2 separate regions of the Mus musculus genome follow, and region 2 is linked to region 1. Evidence: chromatin loops called from intact Hi-C (ENCODE). Cell type or tissue: left cerebral cortex. All regions are shown on one strand. Each heading gives the region's core, and the rest is flanking DNA. Links, peaks and the distances in the headings are about the cores only.

Region 1 (8,463 bases), core at 2,300-6,299:
TAGTTTTGTAACTATCAGAACTGGTAGATCTGTGTCTTAGGGTTACTATTGCTGTGATGAGACACTATGACCAAAGTAACTGCAGGAGAAAAGGGTTTATTTGACTTACATATCCCAAATCAGAGTCTACTGGGGGAAATCAAGGCATGAGCGGAAACTAGGCAGGAACCTGGAGACAGAAGCTGATGCAAAGGCCAGAAATGGGATCATCCACCAGGATCTGGGCTCTCCCCCATCAATCATCAATTAAGAAAATGCCCTACAGGCCTTCCTACAGCCAGATATAAGGGAGGCATTTTCTCAATTGATGCTCCTTCCCTTCAAATGACTCTAGTTTATGTCAAGTTGACACAAAACTAGTCAACATATTTAGAAAATTACAAGAATACAAGTAAAACTGTCTCAGGGTAAAGCCTCAAGGCTCCCTTCTTTCACTAATACTCTCTCTCTTTCTCTCTCTCTCTCTCTCTCTCTCTCCATCTCTGTCTCTCTTTCCCCCTCTGTCTCTGTCTGTCTGTCTGTCTGTCTGTCTCATTTTGTGGTGTGTGTGTGTGTGTGTGTGTGTGTGTGTGTGTAAGGCAACACATTGTGGGTGTCATCCACCTTTTCCTTTTGAGACAGGGTTACTTTAGTAACCTGAAATTTGGCAATAAGAACGACTGTCTGGCCAGTGAGCTCCAGAGACCTGCCTGCCTCTGCTTCAACAATGCTAAGAATATAGGTTCTGGTGAGATAGGTACTCCAGTTTGCAAGACAACCACATTAACAATTGAACTATCTCCTTATGCCTAAACATTGTGAGGGTTTTTTGCATATATAATACAGTAAGGGAAATCACTTTGAATGGAATCATCCAAGTTGATGAAAAAAATACTTATAACATCAGAGCAAAGTTATATTTTTAATTAATTAATTAATTAATTAATTTTACATTCTGATCGCAGCCCCCTTCAGTACTACCCTTACAAATCCTCAGAGGAGAAGTGGAAGCCCTTCTTAGGTTCCACCCCACCCTGAAATATCTAGTCCGAGCAGAACTAAGCACATCTTCTTCCACTGAGGCCCAAATAGGCAGTCCAGTTAGGGGAAGGGAATCCAATGACAGGCAACAAAGTCAGAGACAGCCCCAGCTCCTATTGTTAGGGGACCCACATAAAGACCAAGCTACACATCGACTGCAAATGTGTAGGGGGCCTATGTCCAGCCCCTGCATGATCTCCAGTTAGTGGTTCAGTCTCTGTGAGCCCCCATGAGCCCAGGTTAGTTGACTCTGTAGGTGTTCTGCTGTTCTTGACTCCCCCACCCCACTTGCTCAATTATATCCCCGACTCTTCCACAAGACTCCCCAAGCTCTGCCTGATGTTTGGCTGTGTGTTTCTACATCTGTTTCCATCTGCTGCTGGATGAAGCCTCTCAGGAGACAGTTCCTGACTGTATGTTCCTGGTGTGGTAGGCCTGGTGAAGGTGGGCAAAGAGGTTGCAAAGCTGGTCTGGATGTTAAAATATACTGCATGTTTAGTGCTACCCTGTGGTCCTCCTCAGCAAGTGTGCAATACAAGAAATGTCCTGCTTCTTATCAGAGTATCCAAGGGTCTAAGGTGGCCTGTGTTAGTAGAACTGGGCCAGGCTAGGTGGAAAGAGCACTGTGGAGATCAAAAAATATGAACCAATCTCCTTTCCTGACATTGGCCCCAGACTCTAGTCATCAAAGAGTTCTTCTAGTGCTGAAACTCTCTGCTGCCTGATGACACTCAGCGGAAATCTGGCTTATGGCTAGTATTTGCTAACATCTTATATAATTGGTTAACGCATAGACCATTAATCCTGAATAATTGTATACATAAATATCAGACACGGGTCTCTGCTTGGCCAAACTTCCGTTGACCTTCTGAATTAGCCATGAAGTCTATCTGTGTATTTCTTCATGAAGCACATTTTGAGTAAAGCATGCTATTGAGTCAGTTTAGCGACTATAGCTCAGCATTCTGAACTTCTGTTTATCTACGATAGTATGATCAGCAGCAGCAGCCTCTACCACCCTTAGGTGACATCTATTCCCCTTGATCTGTCTTCAGCAAGATCCTGTCAGGTCAGTTTAGTTAGAACTCCCTTGCCCCCAGTCCTAGAACTTTTCACTCACTGGTCCCCACAAACCTCCTTGGCTATATGTCTCCACTGCCCACGCTATGTTCAGAACTAAGCTCTATGTCTTTCCTCACCAAAAGAGCCCATTTGCAGTAGTCACAATACAAGCAGTCCTATGCCTTGGCAGATGAACATTTTTTGCTCTTTAATACATCCTATATGAGCATGCAGTTTTACTTTGTTAACTTTTGTATTCCAACTTTGAATTCCTCAAACTCTTCTTTTATGACAAATCTTACTGTAGGACAAACCAAGTGATTCCACTACAACATGAAGCATCCGATAAATACAGAGCACTGGACAGAGCAACATACATTATGATAAAGAAAAGTAGAGCTCTGTCACACTCTGAAAAGGCCAAAGAGGATGCCGAGTGTGAAGCAGACACTGAGCTCTATAGCCAGAAAACAGCAAACAACTCACTTTACATCCGTAGGGTTTCTATCACCACCAACAAAAAAAAAAAAAAAAAAAAAAATATCAGTAGGCTTAGCTGGAAATCAGCACTGCCTTTAAGGAATCCCGGTGTTGTGTTCAGAGAGAAAGACAGACCCTCATTCTTTTTTTCTGACAGTTCATAGGCAGGCCCCAGCTCATGACTATAAGAAGAGAAACACCTTAGCCCCCTTGGTTCTTGCTGTTGTGGCTAAAATATATGGTATGTCAAGAGGATCTGTAGTCTCAAGAGAAACAGTTCCTAGATATCTTGAGGTGCCTTTTTCTTTTCCCACCTTCCCCACCTTATGCTACCTAAAGTTTTCCCCTAGGTGTATTGGAAGCCGTGAAAAGGAGAGCCTCCCTGGGTGAGCTCTGTCACAGCTGTAAGAAAACAGCTGCCAAGGAAGCAGAATAGTTACTGAGAAGAAAATTCGACCAAGCTTCAGGTTGCCTGTAAAGCAGCCCAGAGAGTCTCAGAGATGAGCATAGAAAATGAAAACATAATGCCCAAGTCCAGCTCACAAAATGGGAATGTGGAGGACAGGAGATAACTAAGTCAATAAAGAGCTTGCCATGCAAGCATGAAGACAGGAGCTCAATCCCTAGGACCCACTTTTTAAAAGCAGGGTGAACTAGCATGCACCTGTCATTTCATAGGGAAGATAGGACAACAGAAATTAATCCCAGAGGCTTACAGGCTAAGAGGAGCTCCAGGCAAGTGAGAGACCCTGTCTCAAAGAGACAAGATTGACAGCTCTTGAGACATAACAGTGTGTGTGTGTGTGTGTGTGTGTGTGTGTGTGTGTGTGTGTATACAACTTAGAGCTGTTCTCTGGCACACATACACACACTACACATACTGAGAGTGTTGGGGTGGGGGAGGAAGTTCTTTCTCAAGGTCCTTCTTATCCTTCTTTGAGTCACAGTTACTTTTGTCTTTAGGTTCCAGATAATGCTAGTGATATCTGCAGATGATTCTGCAAGAAAGCCTACAGTGGGAAAGAGGGAGCCCTGTTCTGGTTCTTGCCTTGATCATGAACTTTAAGTTGCGTATTCTTTCTGAACCTTGATTTACTCACCTGTAAACTGGGAGTCACTATTCTGAACTGCTAGGTTTTTTTAGCATTAAGGAACTGACTCATGTCACCCACAAAATAGAATAAGCAGGTTTGTTTATTCATCCCAAACAAAACCCTTATCACTGAATTCAACAATCATAATTGATGGTTGCTTGCTATGGTTGATAACAGGAGTCAAGGGGTCAATTGTACTGGCTGGTTTTGCGTGTCAACTTGACACAAGCTGGAGTTATCACAAAGAAAGGAGCTTCAGTTGTGGAAGTGTCTCCATGAGATCCAGCTGTAAGGCATTTTCTCAATTAGTGATCAAGTGGGAGAGGTCCCCTTCTGGGTGGTGCCATCTCTGGGCTGGTAGTCTTGGGTTCTATAAGAAAGCGAACTGAGCAAGCTAGGGGAAACAAGCCAGTAAGTAACATCCCTCCATGGCCTCTGCATCAGCTCCTGCTTCCTGACCTGCTTGAGTTCCAGTCCTGACTTCCTTTGGTGATGAACAGCAGTATGGAAGTGTAAGCTGAATAAACGTTTTCCTCCCCTACTTGCTTCTTGGCCATGATATTTGCGCAGGAATAGAAACCCTGACATATGAATTATGCATCCAAAGATACTTTTAAAAGCCAAAGGATTAACCCTCAGTTGTATTCGGTAAGTCAGCTGGGAATGGAAACACCATTTGTAACCTTATTCTGAACACCACACAGGGATTAGCTTTAAAGGAGGAATTCTTTGTAATATGAGGACCCTGAGCAGCATGTCTGAACAGATGCCTCTGAAATACCTCCCTCCTGAGAGACAGAAACTGACAGCGGAGAACTCAGGGAGAAAGCATCAATTCATAATCAAGGTCCTTCCATTTATAACAGGCTGCATTCAACACCACTGAAAATACTTCTATACAGGGCTGTCTCGTGCAATCTTCTGCCTTGAGCCATTTATTCCTGGAGGGTTGTGACTCACCAGCTGGTGGAAATACTGCTACCGTGGATTTCTGTGACAGCTACGCTTCCTTCGGGGACATTTCATTTAATTATAGCACAATAGTAGCATTGCATATATTCTTCTGGAGCAGATGCACTTAGATTTTTACTGTCAATGGAAACTGCTTGGAGAAAATGTGTGGTGTTTGCTTACAGAGTTTTGCAGCTATAGACCAAACACCACTGCTATTTAAAGCCTCGAAACTTAGCTCCATTGTAAGCCCTCCTCTACTTTCTCTTAGCTATTGATACAGCTTTCTATCCAGAGCAGAAAGGAACCCAAAAGATACTTCACCATGCCGGCAGTTCATGAGAGTGAAGCATGGTGTAAATTGCTGGCTGTGGAATTCCACCTGGAGATGGTTATTTTCATCAAAAAGAAAGAATATAAACGGGAAGCAGACTTTTGACTCAGGCACGAGCCAGAGACACTCTCCTTATACTCTAAGATCTAGCATTATCTTTGTTCTTGCTTCATCTATTTATAGTTTCATCGTGGCCTTCAGTTGCTGTATGGACCCAGCAGCAAGAAATTCTCAAAACAGACTAGAACGAAGAAAAATAAATGGAACTGCAGTAACAGAGCCACACAACTGTCCAGGAACTTCACACCAGCCATGGAGCCGAGAGCCTCATTTCTCATGTGTAAAATCAAATAGATTTTTAAGGATGTCTAAGTAAGGAGAAATAACAGCATGAAACAGAACCACTGGGAAAAGTAGGATAAATCAACCCCAGATATAGTGGTGCTAACTTAGAAAAGAGACAAGAGCTTTAAACAATGTTAAAAACAATAGTGTAATCAGAGAGACTCAAGAAAGTGTTGAATTTGACAGAAGGAGATGCCAGAGTGGAAGAGATAGACAGTTTCTAGTTGCCAGGTGTTGTAATTTGTATATGCATGCCCATGGAAGTAGAAAGACATGGAGCAACCTCATTGTCGCTCCTCCGTGGGTCTCACTGGCTTAGAGCTCAGCACATAGGGCAGAAGGGCTGGCTAGCAAGCCCTAGAAGCTCACCTGCCTCCACCTTTCCAGCACTGGGATACAAGGAACTGCCACCATGTCCAGATTTTAAAACCCAAGTTCTGGGGGTCAAACTAAAGCCCTCATGTTTTACAGAGCAAGCACTTTACAAACTAACCTATCTCCCCAGTTAAGCCATTGCCCTTTCAAAAGTACATTTTATTTTTATTTCTATTTTTATATTTTTGCTGCCCAAGAAACATAAATCTTTTATCTGTTGCCTGGGATGGGTAGTTTATATCTTCTAACTTCATGGCTCCTAAAGAACATTTCTAGGCTGCTTGACTTCAAAATTTGCCTAACTTATGACTTCTTCTTTAAGTTGTAATAGACAAAGAAAATATTATTTTGACAGTTGGAATAACTTGAAACTGCAGAAAATTCAGTGATGCATATATACATATACATATACATATATATAATGTATATACATATATTCACTTAAATGTATATGTATATGTATGTGCATGTATATATATATATATATATATATACATGTATATTCCTGTGAGAGAGAGAGAGAGAGAGACTGAAAGAGAGAGAGGAAAGTGTGTGTTCCTTTGAAACCCCTAGCAAAATGAAAATGCATGCAGCTACTTTTAAGCTTGGACCTCTGTTTCTCTATCTTAATCCCACTAGCTGCCGACTGCCTGAGAATTCTCTCCCCATGTTGTCCTTCAAATATCCATCCCTCACTTTGTATACACTGGTGCCTGCCAAGCAGCACTTGGAGGAAAGGAGAAAGTACACACTACTCTGCAGGAGAGGAGGCTCTGAGCCAGGTTTCTGGTCTATCCACCAAACTGGCACCTTCTTTGTAGAGCTGTTCCAGGAGCTGACTCAGACAGCCTTTCTACTCCCCAACTGTTAATGACCCCATGAACTCTGATGGATTAAATCAAATTATACAGGTACCAAACCCTCCAGCTAGGTATAATGGCAGCTTGGAGTTTGCCGTGTACCACAAACTACAAACTACATAGTTATGTTAGCAGAGTACTTATCGGCTCCCATCTGTGTGCCCAAGGCTACACCTACATCCAGGAGGCTCAAGCAGCAGAGTCTTTATATGGGCAGGTAAAGACTGCCCAAGTCTCTACCTTATAATTTTGTTCAGTCTAAACTCAGCAGGTTCCAACCAGAATGTTCCTTCCTTGGGTCTGTGAGGCACAAGACTCCAGGCTGCCATCCTCTTTGGCTAAGCTCACAGGCCCACTAGCCAATAGGAAGGTCTCCTCTGAGGCCAGGGTGGAGGATGGTCTTGAAGGCAAGGAAAAGGAGAAGAAAACTTTCTAGGTGACTGTTATTTGGGAGGGAAACAAGGAAGGTCCTAGAACGCAGCTGCGAGGCACACACACAGAAGAGCTAATGTTTTCTGGCTCCTGCCTTTACGGTTTTGGTCTAGAGTAAAGCCTGAGACACTGCCTAGGTTGTGTTGCCTTATCCTCTGTTGTTTCTTGATGAGGATAACTCCAAGTTAGAATTGAACTAAAGCCTAAAATCCTAAACCTTAGCAACTCTTCCCCTATCATAAGTATTTCTGACAAAGGGAGAACGGTTGTCGGTCCTCTCAGGGAGTCTGAGACAGTGTGTGGTCCTTCTCCAGTTCATTTTCCAGTCTTACACACTCCACTCTTCTGTTCAGATCCTCTTGGGTTCTGACATCAACATTCTGACTAGTGCTTCTCCAGGCATGCCGCTCTGCCTCTCTGCAAGGTTTTACTATACAGCTCAAGCCAGCCTCCAAGGTGCTATCCTCCTGCCTAAGTTTTCTGAATACTGAGACTGTACCTGATTTGGATTCTCCTTCTCCTTTCCCTTTGTTTCTTGTCTACTCCCTGCCCCCTTTATCCTCTTTCTGCTCCCATTACTTTCCCTTATCCACTCTCCAGTGTTTCTCTATGTTGCCCAGGCTGGCCTCGAACTCATAATCCTCCTGTTTTAGCCTCTCAAATGCCAGGATTACAAGCTCACACCACCATACTTGGCTCAGTACCTAATTTCTCTGCATATAGAAGTCATGCATCCATGGTCTTTGGCCACTAAGATGGAAGCTGTAGACAAGGCCAAAGTAAAAAATAAACACTTCCCATATTCCCACCACCAGGAAATAACAGCTTGTCTGTATATGCACTTCTAATACTCCATATGTGATCATAAAGAGGTATTATGATGCATGAATAAGGTTTTGTAGAGTAGCTTTTCCCTTCTTTATGTGAAACTCACCATTTTGTATCCCTAAATATACTGAGTGGGCAAGGGTCTGCATGAACTATACTTCAGTAAACAATTCTTATCAGATGCTAGCATTTTTTTTCCCCAACCATTTTAACCATTGAAATTGATGCTTTGATGAGTGTCCTTGTAAATACACCTTTGTGCACACTCATAATTACTTTTACAAGAAACATTCCTGGGAGTCAAATTACTAGGTTATAAGTTATGCAGCCAATGCGATTGGTGTGTCTCCACTGGCATACTTTAGCAAAGTTGCACTAATTAAGAGCTCACCAATCTTGAAAGTAGCTGTTTCCTTGAAGCTCCCACCTTCAACCCCAAGCACAGTGCGATCGTGCTGCTTTGTTTCCATGAACTGAAAAGGAAAAGCGAGCCGGGTGTGGTGGCACACGCCTTTAATCCTGGCACTTGGGAGGCAGAGGCAGGCAGATTTCTGAGTTCGAGGCCAGCCTGGTCTACAGAGTGAGTTCCAGGCCAGCCAGGGCTACCCAGAGAAACTCTGTCTCAAAAAACCAAAAACAAAAGGAAAGGAAAAGCATCTCACTGCCTACTCGTCTGTTTTGC
Region 2 (6,804 bases), core at 1,456-5,455, 65 kb after region 1:
AACATATACTTAACACTTGGTCTCTCACTAGCCTATTCTGTGTGCAAATTATTGCTCCCAACTTACATATGAAGAAATGGCAGTTTATGGACATTGAAATATTTGTTAAGGATCACATTGGGTAGAGCTTGGTTTCAAAAGCAGAACATACACTCTAAACAGTCATGGAATTCCAAAGATGACTGGATGACACTCTTGGATGAGGGGTGACTTTAATATCAGCCATCAATACTCTCCATGAATAATGGAATTACTGTGGCTTCCTTGTTGGACTCTGACCTATCCTGCAGCTACACTTCAACCAACCTTACAGACCTGGGAAGAGATGAGATAGGCAGTGGGTAAGGGCACTTGCCATGGAGCCTGAGAACTTGAGTATGAGCTCAGGAACCCACATAGTGGGTGGACACCAGTAAATTGTCCTCTCACTTCCATATGCCTAACCCCCCCAATATAAATAAATGTAGTTTAAATTAAGAAAAAATTTACAAACCTTGCACAAATCTAGTGTATTAGTTTAAAAATATCAAGCCATATATGGTGATATATGTCTTTAATGCCAGCACTTGCGAGGTAGAAGCAGAAACACGCCTGTGAGTCAGAAGCCAGACTGGTCTACATGGCCAGTTCCAGGTCATCAGGGTTATACAGTGAGACTCTGCCTCAAAAATAAATGAATAGATAGATAAATAGATAGATAGATGGATAGATAGATAGATAGATGGATAGATAGATAGATAGATAGATAGATAGATAGATAGATAAAAGGAATAAAGTAAAGAAAAGAAAACAAATGTAGCCTTTAGTCCCAGCACATGGGAGGCATAGATAGACAAATCTCAGAATCATGGCCAGCCTGGGCTACACAAGAGCTACAGACCAAGTTCTAGGACAGCCAGGGCTATACAGAGAAACTATCTCGAAACAAACAAACAAGCAAATATATTGCCTAATATTCTTTGGGTATAATTTCAATCTGTTTCCATTATTAAAGAAAAACTATGACTAACCACTCTTTTTTTTTCAGTGAGTTCTCTTCATAACTAAATATTTTGACATTGAAAGACCTACATTGTGTAGACTCAGCTTACAGCCCTAGTTGACAACTTGAGGTATCAATTTATGCTAAGAGGCCATGGGTCAAGAGTCAGAAAATGGTTTTGTGGTAGAAAGTTAGATGTGCACAGCTGTAGGCGAATGAGGTGTCATCCTGCCTGCTCCATGGGCTCCTGCATTTTTACTTCAGCATAAACTGTGGATCAGGAATTAGTATTCTGAGCACTGCCTCATCGGAGGGGTGTCTGACCACTGGGATTCAAGCTGCAGTCCCTGACTCTGAGGTCCTGCATCTCTTTCCTCACTTCTAGGGAGCAAAGATTTACATGTTTCTGGGCTGGAGCAAGCCCCAGTTGTCATTCGGCTGGAAGGCCAGTGTGGTTTTCTCCTGTGAGAGAGTTTGGAAATCTGACCTATTTCAGAGCTATGAGCAGGGGAATCAACAGCCTTGTGATTCAGTGAAGCATCCTGATGAATAAAGAGGCCACAGACCCCAAATGTTTGCTCCTCAAGTGTACTGGGAACTTACTCCAGTTTTCAGTCAACAGAGTTCCAGCCATTGAACATTCTCAGAGCAGCGAAGCTTTGCTTTGAGAAATGGAAAAAGATACAGTCCCTGCCCTTGAAGACCTGGCTATTGCTTTTAGAAATAAGGAGAGTTTCTAGACATCAAAAAAGCAGCATGTGATTTACAACAAGTAACTTGTCAAAGCACAGTTCCTAAGGAGATCCATGGAAATAACATGCACACACATTAAGTTTCTCCTAATACTTCTGAAAGGACAGCTACCTATGGCTAATCCCCCCACAAAAGCGCCTTTTAGGTAAGAAGTTTGCTTACATTTCCCTGGCACAGCATCTATTCCAAGATGCACTTTTCATCAATCAGAATTACAGATAGAAAACAGAGAACAAGTCTACAAAATAGAGGCCTGAAAAATGAGCCTCCTCCCTTTTAAAACCATGATACCTTTTTCAGGCAGAAGTTTGGCAGAATGCCCTTGAAAATGACCTTTTACTATAGCCAAAGCTGACTCTCCTCTGTACTAAGGCACTGTTTGGACTTTACTGCTGTGAACAGACACCATGACCAAGGCAATCCTTATAAAAACAACATTTAATTGGGGCTGGCTTACAGGTTCAGAGGTTCAGTCTATTATCATCAAGGCAGGAGCAAGGCAGTGTCCAGGCAGGCATGGCGCAGCAGGAGTTGAGTGTTTTACATCTTCATCCAAAGGCAAACAGGAAAAGACTAGCTTCCAGGCAGCTAGGAAGAGGGTCTTAAAGCCCACACCCACAGTGACACACCTACTCCAAGGATACACCTCCAAATAATGCCATTCCCTGAACAAAAAATATTCAAACCACAACACATACACACTCTCTTAGCTCTGGTAACTGAATCTCTTTGTAATGAAATGGAGGCTCAACAATGCAACTCCTGCTGCTGGTGGCTCTCTCAGTTCTTTTAACAGGCCTTCAGCAGTTTGGTTTTACTGGAGAAGGTGACCAGTGGTGTGTTCACCTTGGATAAGGATGATCAGTATGTTTCATGGTAAAATGTGCTCTCAAACATCTGAGACACACATCTGCCCTTAGGAAGCTAAATGAATACAGGCGAATCATGAGAGGGGTAGATGGAATGGTGATTCTTACCAATAGGCAGGCGGTGTATGCCATATGGTATACTGTGCTGAGGTGACCCTCAGCATTGGTGCTCTAATTCTGGCTCATGATGAGTCATCATGTTTGTGTCTTTTAGGGATCCTCTGCAGGTGAACCACTTCAGAGAAGATATAGCTGCTGGTAAATGGCTTTGGTTTCCAGACACAATTTTCCAACTTCACATTCACAGATAAACAAAACAGAAGTGATGGTTTGTATATGCTTGGCCCAGGGAGTGACACTATTAGGAGGTGTTGGAGTATGTGTGTCACTGTGGGTGTGGGCTTAAGACCTTCACCCTAGCTGCCTGGAAGTCAGTATTCTGCTAGAAGCTTTCAGATGAAGATGTAGAACTTTCAGCTCCTCCTGCACGATGCCAGCCAGAATCCCAACATGTTCCACCTTGATGATAATGGACTGAACCTCTGAACCTGTAAGCCAGCCCCAATTAAATGTTGTCCTTATAAGAGTTGTCTTGGTCATGGTGTCTGTTCACAGCAGTAAAACCCTAACTAAGACAGAGGAAATGTGTTTGGTTTTGTTGTTGTTGTTGTTGTTGTTTTTGTTTTTTGTTTTTTCGAGACAGGGTTTCCCTGTATAGCTCTGGCTGTCCTGGAGCTCACTCTGTAGACCAGGCTGGCCTCAAACTCAGAAAGCCGCCTGCCTCTGCCTCCCGAGTGCTGGGATTAAAGGCGTGCGCCACCACTGTCCAGCTTGAGGAGATGTTTTATTTCTTCTTTTCCTGTGGTAGTTCTTATCCCTAGAAATTAACACAGAATCCAGGTTCTTCTTTTTTTTTTTTTTTTTGGTTTTTCAGGACAGGGCCTGCCCCTGCTTCTCAAGTGCTGGGATTAAAGGTGTGTGCCACCATGCTGGCTAGAATCCAGGTTCTTTATGACTATATCTTACTGAACCAGATCTGTATGGAAATAACTGAAATAATGAGGGCTTTTTCAAGAGTTAAGAATTATATTAAGATGTTAAGGATAGGAACTGGAGAGATGGCTCAGTGGGTAAGAGCACTGACTGCTCTTACAAAGGTCCTGAGTTCAAATCCCAGCAACCACATGGTGGCTCACAACCACCTGCAATGAGATCTGATGCCTTCTTCTGGAGTGTCTGAAGACAGCTATAGTGTACTTACATATAACAAATAAATAAATCTTTTAAAAAAAAGATTATAAGGATAAGAAGACAGACCCAAGTCTCAAAACTACATAATTCAGGATAGGGTTTGGCGATATTTGTGGGCTAAAGGGGGTAATTTAAGGCATGGAAAGAGTTGATTGGAGGCAAAGTAACCACGTGTAATTAAACTTTATGGCATATATTCAGAAAATTACAGTGTTCATATGATTTGAAGGTAAAGTTTTGGTCTCCTAACCCCAAAAGGCCAACCACTGGACATTTGTGCAGTAAAGACTTTCTGAACTCACCAGGTAGTGATGGTATACACCTTAACCCCAGCACTTGGGAGGCACAAACAGGTGGATCTCTGAGTTTGAGGTCTATAGAGAGAGTTCTAGGACATCCAGGGATACAACACAGAGAAATCCTGCCTTGAAAAACAAAAACAAACAAATTTACTGAATTAAACAAAAGTAGTGTTAAAGTCCCTGAAAAGTAACCTAGGTAGCACCCATTCTCATTGAGGGCATCTAATGAAAAGCTGGTGGGATACTCATATCATAGTGCTTAGTTACATGACCTTCCAAAGTCAGCTAAAAGCAAAATACTTGAAAGCAAATAGGGCTAGAAGGTTTATTTATTCCCTAGTCTACAAGCAATTTAAGAGATTATTGGTATTCATATAGGAAGAATTCTTAAAAGAAATTTGGCATTTAGTACATGATGACCCAAAGGAATTTCAGAATTACATTTTATGACTAATGGTGACTACACTGTCCCCCAACTCATGCTTTGCGTTTGTGTTCATGTATTTCTTACCTACCATAAATAATCCTTTGAGGGTATTTGTTGTCCCCCATATTGCCAAAGAGAAAACTAAAGATCAAAGGAATTAAGTACTATCTTCTGACTCACACAGTTTGTAAACTGGAGTTGGAGCCATAACTTAGAGCTTTTGACTCTATGCCTTTAATGCTTACACTCTCGAGGCAGAGGCAGGTGTATGTCTGAGTTTGAGACCAGCCTGATCTACATCGTGGGTTCCAGGACAGTCAGAGTTATATAGAAAACCTGTCTCAAAAAATCTCAAACAAACAAAGAAACAAATAAATGTAATTTTAATTCTTGGGTAAAAGAGTAAAAAAAATTGTGATGTTAGCTTTTTATTGGATTGGTTTATGAAACTCTTTCACATTTATTTTCTGACATGAACTTCAGTCTGTTTTCTCTTTGTCAAGGATAATCCATGTTTCTTTTCATGAGTGAGTCCTTTTCTGAATGGACAAGTGACCTGCAAGTGCAATCACATATGACATTTCATAGTATGTAATAACTTCTGTCCCTTATGCATGTTGTGTATATAAATGACTGTGCTTATGAGATAGCTGTAAGTTCAGCTGGCTTCCTCCAGGTCTGCCCCGCCCGCCCGCCCGCCCGCCCGCCACTTAGAGCTGTGCGATTCTGGATATGAAGTATGTCAGATCAGATCAGAAGGTTGCTGGTTGTTGAGGACTTTTTTCTTTTCTTCCTCTTTTCTTCTTCCTTCCTTCCTTCCTCCCCCCCCCCCCCCAAAGAAAGGGTTCGTCTGTGTAGCCTTGGTTGTCCTGAAACTTGATCTGTAGACCAGGCTGGCCTTGAACTCAGAGACCCACCTGCCTCTTGAGTGCTGGGATTAAAGGTGAAACCATGGCTGGCTATTTCTGGGATTTTAAAAAAATATTAAACTGTAAATAACTAAGTTAATATAAATACTAAGGTCATATAAATGTAAGATATTTTTCAATTACTTCCCTTAGATTAAGTGCTGAAGAAAGAATGGCTTCCCATCAGAAGCAAATAATGTATTATCTAAACGATGGTAAAAGAAAAAGGACTGGGGGGTGGAGCTCAGTGGAGGAGTGCTTGCCTAGTTCAATCTCCAGCACTTTACAAGAAAAACAAATTAGTTTAGCCAAGTGTGGTGGTGTCTCATATCTATATACCCAACAACACCCAGGAGGCTGAGGCAGGAGAATCACCACAAATTTCAGGAATTTTATTATATAGTGAGTTCCAGACCATCTTAGGCTACAAGCTGAGCTCCAGATAAGCTTGGGTTAAACAATGAGTCTCAAACCAGTCTGGGCTACAGAGCAAGACTTCATCTCAAAACAAAAGAAAACCAAAATCCCAAAACAACTTTTTTAAAAAAAAGGGTCCAACAACAAAAAAGAAGTTGGTTCTATAATAGTTTGGGGAAAGCCAGGAGTTTGAGAAAATACAGGACCTGAATAAAGGAACAATGGGGAAATAGCTTTGCTCATTTCAGATTTGTTGGACAGAGCCTTCCTGGGTAGTATGTGATTACAGCCAGTAAATTCTAGTAATCTTGGAGGTTTCATTTAGAATAATCAAAGCATGCTTATTTAACTTGCTGACACAATAATGAGCAGTAATGCTAAGATAACAAATGGCAATGTGCTTCAAATTGATTTTTAATACTGGAACGATGGGAACATGATAGACATTTTCATGAAGAAGAGCAGGACTTGTTAAAAGATCTGAAAAGTGAGAGAGCACACACAATGACTTAGAAGCAGTATGTCAAAGCAGGTTTTGTAGGAGCCAAGCCACATGTTCAAGGCTTTTTATATAATTCTTATATATCTTATATAATTTTATATAATTTCTACATATAACAAAATTGTATAGTTTTGTTTCCTCACCAAATATTATAAGGTTTTTGTAGGAGCTAAGTGAGTTAATTTGGGGTCAACTGCTTTGAACACTGCTTGAGCTATAGTCAGCCCTATTTAAGGTTTAACACCATATGGGATTCTTGAGTTACCTGAGAGTGAAAATTTTATCAATTGTCCAAGTGCTTCATCCTTATCCACTTCCTCCTATTTGAGCTGGGCTCCAAGGACTGAGTCTCCTTGGTGAATACCTGGATTCTGCTAACCCACTGTGTGGGAC

The links. Peaks named below come from ENCODE experiments on the same cell type or tissue, not always from the same donor. Only the 100,000 strongest peaks of a DNase experiment are listed, where the experiment ranks them.
Region 2: a loop joins it to region 1, with 6 times the contacts of the local background. A loop is called at or near these places in 5 of 42 quality-filtered maps.

Annotation. Positions count from the first base shown.
Region 1 is chr13:9,062,366-9,070,828 of GRCm38, reverse strand. All of the region lies in intron 2 of Gm36264 (a long non-coding RNA gene), which reads left to right. Among named protein-coding and RNA genes, the nearest start is that of Gm36264, 9.8 kb to the left of the region's middle. In left cerebral cortex, for the core only: no CTCF peak of the experiment used is centred there; a DNase peak (open chromatin) is centred at 4,623; H3K4me3 peaks cover 208 bases.
Region 2 is chr13:8,998,132-9,004,935 of GRCm38, reverse strand. It overlaps Gm36264 (a long non-coding RNA gene), which reads left to right. Exons shown (of 5, transcript XR_873116.2): 5 at 2,819-2,984. Among named protein-coding and RNA genes, the nearest start is that of Gtpbp4, 5.5 kb to the right of the region's middle. In left cerebral cortex, for the core only: no CTCF peak of the experiment used is centred there; no DNase peak of the experiment used is centred there.